Linked DNA regions of Homo sapiens: region 1 is linked to region 2. Evidence: chromatin contacts called from ENCODE Hi-C data. All regions are on one chromosome and are shown on one strand. The core of a region is the stretch at or near the end of the contact, and the rest is flanking DNA. Distances in the headings are between cores, read along the strand shown.

Region 1 (2,700 bases), core at 74-2,573, 250 kb after region 2:
CCACTTGGTGTAGAAACTGGCAAAACAGTTCATCATCAGCCTTTTTCCACCTTGTTGATTGTGATTCAATGGCAAACACTGCTGGCCAGTATCTGGAGACATGGGAGGTGTTGGAGGGATTTATTTTATTTTATTTTTAATGTAATCATTTTGGAGCTCTGCTGAAAATTGTTGAAGAGAAAATGCAAATGTTCATCTTGGCAAATGCTAACATTTGTTGAGCATATCTAAGGAGTAGATAAGTAAAATTTCTTTGTTAAATCCTCAGTGTTGTGTCTGGAGACATATGTTTGCCTTTCCCTTCTCTCCCCCATGTGTGGAGACCTCTGTGTGAAGGGTCCAGCGTGTCACAACTGCTTTTGAGTCTGGATTCTCTTTTCTGTCTAGAGAATGCTGTGTGTGCCATGGAACCTTCTGGTAATGTAGCCATGTGCTCTGTGGACCCGTTCTCAGAATCATCTTTTTTAACAAGAATAAAATACAGTACATAATATGATGTCAAGGGAAACCAATTACATGAAAATACAGTTATCAAAGTATTTTATTATGATAATTGCCTCTTCATTAATGCATAAAATAATAAGATCTTATAGCAGGTTTAATAATTACTATAATTCCAGAACTGTGAGGGATAGAAATAATAATTTGAAGACATCTGAAACAGCAAAATAGCATTAAAATATCTGTAATTTTTATTAGTGACAAAGTCATAAGTATTACTAACATGACTATAGTTTGTTTCCCACATTTGTGATAGAAAGAATGCTAAATTTCAGAGATTATCAAAAATAAAGATTAAAGATGTCTCTTTTTTTCATCCACCTTCATGGAGCTCCCTGAATTCTATCTCCATGCTTCCTTAGATGTTCATGGCCGGCAGCTTAAGAATCCTAAGACCTCAACTCTCAGCATGTGAACCAAACTCTCCAGTTAGAGATTCCCACCCTCTGACCTCTCTTGTTGCCAAAGATGCAAGGATTCCAGGGTCAATTCCCTGCCAATGGCAAGAGGCAAAATCTGAACACTCAAAACCAAAGCTGTACTTAAGAGAAGGGCCTTTGTCTTTGCTGACAATGGAAGGGATTCATTGAAAAGATCATTACGTACCTTTAATGTTTGGTTAATGTGCCTTTGAAGGTTCTGGAGCACACCACTAGAGGAATTCATCCCCCACTGCACAGCAAATATTGAAAGAAAAAAGGCAGATCAATGTATTTATTTCATGGAGATAAACACTTTCCCAGTCTATGTCTCAGCAGCAGCGAAGGCCCTCATGCTACACCATGCTGTAGGCGGCCTGGAGGGAGAGAGAGAGGACTTGGGATTTTCCTGCAGGACACAGGCTGGCTGTTCCCAGCACTACCTTCTGTCTGTTTGTTCTCTGGTGTTTGTTTTTCTATCCCCATCCCTCCTCCTTCTCAGTCTGGCTCCGCTTCAGCTCTGAATTGGAGCACCAAACGGCTGAGACTGACTTCTTCTATGAAACCCTCCTGAAGCCACCCTAGGCTCTGCCAGGAGGAGACAGGAGTCACACCGCTGGGCATAGTCACCGCCACCTTCCTCCTTCCACTTTCCTCATACACCGAAGGTTCCCACCTCAGCTCCTGCCAAGCCCTGACAGCTCTGGAAAAGCAAAGAGGCTTCCTTTGACTCCCTCGCAGGTCTCCATGCTGTGCGCGGCTGCCAAGCCACAGGGCCAGCTCTAGGAATGTGTTTTTAATATTCATTGTTCACTCTGTCTGTTCCTGATGTGTGCGCTGCAATTATTGTAATTCTTTGCACATGTGTTGTTATGAAATGGGTGCCTTTTAAGCTATGCCAGGATATTTTTTTTTCCGAAACCCAAATATATTATTTCTACCTATGTTTCAGTTAGTTTGCCATGCTTCTTTATTTTATTTCAAAGATCAGTCTGGGCGGCAAAGAAAGAGTGCAGTGTGCACAAAGCAAGGTTCGCCTGCTTTCCTCATGGTAGAACAGTTGCTTTTGATTTAGGTTTGTGTGGTTTCCACCTCACTCTCTTGTTTTCTTCTTTCCATGTGCACAACTGAGCTGACTTTCAGACATACACAGCCCACATGTGCTGCTCCTGGAGTAGCCATCTGCACCCAGGAGAAAGGCACACATGCAGCGTGCAGAACACAGACATGCACACATGTGCATGCAGACAGCATTTGGGTGGAAGATTTCTTAATATTCATCTTGTATCCCTCTTAGTGGTGAGGAGGGAAAAGAAGTCTAGAAAAACTCCTTTCTTTTCTTTCTTCTTTTTTCTTTCTTTCTTGCTTTCTTTCTTCTAATTGAGGCTTTTCTGACACAATGTAGAAACTTCAGTCACCAGGGCACAAAAAGCATTATGTTTCTTCATTAATTCAGATTGAGGTGTTTTTTTTTCCTTGTCTTTTTTTTTTTAATCCAAGAAAAATAACAGATGTAAATCTGAAAGGCCAGATTTTAACATCCACTGACACATTTTAAGTTTCTTACGACAAGACAAAAACTTAGTAAATTAAGAATGACTATTGTATCACCTTTGAGAAGTTAGTCTTGAGATTCACAGAAGCTAAATTAAGAATAAAACGGCAGAGGAGTCCACCTGGCAAACACCACCAACTATCCCCATATACAGATTCCTTTCTTTAGAGATTCTCGGGCCACTGTCTGTTTTTGCTAGCAGAGAAATCTGACACAGTCACACCC
Region 2 (2,700 bases), core at 114-2,613:
ATTTTTTGCTGCATCTATTCATAAAATCTGGAGTTGAAATGGAATTTAGAATCCCTGTGTCTAACTTCTTATTTTATAGACTATTTAACTAAAGCCCAGAAGGATAAAGTGAGTAGCCCAAGTCACACAGCTGTGCCCATGACTTACAGTCTGGTGCACTTTGTTTTTTAAACAACTTAATATTTAAAAATACAAGTAACATGTGAATATACCTCTGTAAAAATTCAAATATTACAGATATATAAATATAAACATATAAATGTACCGATAATATATAATGTGTATAATATACAAATAATATATAAATATATTTAATATATAAACATAATATGTAGAAAATGTTATATGTAATATATATTACATATAAATATACAGATGACCTAGTATATATTTATAATATATTATATATAAAAATATAAAATGTATTATGTATAGATAACTGTATTCATGTATATATATTCACACACACGCACACATGTTCCCTCCATCCCTCATCCTCAATTCCATTCTAATTCTCAGAGCCCTCCAATGGTGGAGATCTTTCCAGACATTTTCTAAATTCTTAATCTATAAATTTAAATTCGTATTATAGTTTATCTTCAACTTATTTTTTTCTTTTCTTTTTTTCACTTAACAATATGTCATGTACTGAGGCCTTTAAGAAGCTGGAGGGTGGGAGGAGGGAGAGAATCAGGAAAAATAACTAATGGGTACTAGGCTTAATACCTGGGTGTTAGAATCATCTGTACAACAAACCCAACCCCCATGACACAAGTTTACCTATGTACTTGTACCCCTGCACTTGTATCCGCGAACTTAAAAGTTAAAATAAAACTTAAATATTTTTTAAAAATGTGGAGGTCTTGTAACATAATATGGTCATATCATAACTTATTTAACCATTCTTTTTCGAAGAATATTTGATTTGTTTTAATCTCTTGCTTTCACAAATGATGCTGCAATGAACATTTTGAATGTACATTTTTATGCACATGTGCAAGTGTTTCTGTGGGATACTCAGGTGTCAAATTGCTGGGTCAGTGATAATGCGTATACTGCCAAACTGTCCTACAAACAGGCCATCCTCTAACCGTTAGTGTGATAGGCAGAATAAAGCCTCCTCCCAGACATATCCATGTCCTAATCCTGAGAGCCTGTGACTATGTTACCTTGCACAGCCACAGAGAATTTGCAGATGGGATTAAAGTTAAGGACCTTCAGATGGGGGAATTATCCTGGAGTATCTAGTTGGGCCCAATCTAATCACATGAATCATTAAAAGCAAAGAATCTGTCTCAGCTGTGGTCAGAAAGGGGGCGGTGACTACAGGAGAATGATCAGAGGGTTGCAACATCGCTGGCTTTAAAGATGCATGATGGAGGCCAGGAATGCTGGCGTCCTCTGGAAGGCAAGAAAACGGGAAAGGCAAGTAAATGGAAAAGGCAAGGAAGTGGAAAAGGCAAGGAAATAGATTCCCTCTAGAGTCTCCAGAAAGGGATACAGCCCAGTCTGACACCTTTATCTAAGCCCAGTGAGATTCTGTGGGACGTCTGATCTGCTAAACTATAGGATAGTAAATTTGTGTTGTTTTAAGCCACTAAATCTGTGTCAGTTTGGTACCGCAGTAATAGAAAATAAATAAAATTGATGTTAGAGAATACTCATTTAAAAATCTTAGCATTAGATGTTATCAGTCTGTTTAACTTTTTCAAATCTCATAGTCAAAATTGGTGAGCCACTGTTGCTTTCATTTGAATTTCCCAGGTTACTGATGACACTCAGCTTTTTTTCATAAGTTTTTGACCTTTCGAATTTCTTTTGTAACTTGGCAGAGAAGTATCTGGGCTTATTCTTCTGTTGGATTGTTTGACATTTCTGATTAACTTGTAGTCTCTTTTAAATGTTTGCATTCTTATAGTAGAATTTTGTAGCCTTTGCTTGTTAGATGTGTGCCAAATATTTTTCCCCAGTTTGTCACTTGTTTTATTTTCTCCACACTCATTCTACTTTACCAAGTTGCTTGGTCTGCCTCTTGATTTCCTAGCTCATCCCCTAGTGTGGTTTGCGGGTAAGCACTGACTGCATGTCACATGCACAAGAATGTTGTTGAAATGGGAACCATCTATGCTGGTGGACTCTGCCAAGGTTGAATAGATCAAAATGCCACCTAACTCTAGGGAGGAGAGGTGGAGAGTTTTTTAGTTTTTGGGTTTTAAATATAGGAATGGTACAACATGGTAAGTAAGGTTGCTTTCTTTAAAGAAAATAATCCACAGATCCTGTAAAATCAATGAACTGAAGTTAACAGATTGATTCAGAATGTTGAGTTTTTTTCCTCAGAGTTGACATAACCTGCTGTACTGAACAAAGTGGTGTTTTGTCAAGCACTTGGCCAGCATGTGTGTTAGGGCTAGCTCCATTTGGTTCTTATCCTATTCTGTTCTCACTAAACCAAAATTTTTTTTCAAAAATGTCTAGGGTCTTAGGAGAGTTGGACACATTCAAAACACAATATGTGATTAAGAAGATTAAAGATTAATACTTATTGATGGATTACTATGTGCCAAACTTCCAACCGAATCCTGACAACAATTCCTTAAGGTGAGTATTTGTTGTCCCATTATAAAAATGAGAAAACAGGCTCAGAGAGTGAGCAGCTTACCCAAGATACCATTAAATGATAGAACCTGAATTTGAACC

What was found. Hi-C counts contacts between places; a loop is a spot of excess contacts on that map. Pooled maps may share reads with other maps.
Region 1: a map of IMR-90 shows a loop between it and region 2 (2.1-fold over the local background). The contact joins the enhancer-like site here to the promoter of LINC02932 in region 2. A Hi-C loop is called at or near these places in 2 of 168 maps with a recorded cell type or tissue (IMR-90 and K562) and 1 of 50 pooled maps.

Annotation. Positions count from the first base shown.
Region 1 is chr7:91,564,513-91,567,212 of GRCh38, forward strand. No RefSeq gene overlaps it. Among named protein-coding and RNA genes, the nearest start is that of LINC02932, 250 kb to the left of the region's middle. Within about 2 kb of position 1,324, at least 6 of the 41 ENCODE cell types and tissues checked have a DNase peak (open chromatin) inside an H3K27ac peak, as active enhancers do.
Region 2 is chr7:91,309,962-91,312,661 of GRCh38, forward strand. LINC02932 (long intergenic non-protein coding RNA 2932) reads left to right here and starts at 1,364. Exons shown (of 7, transcript NR_183366.1): 1 at 1,364-1,425; 2 at 2,479-2,601.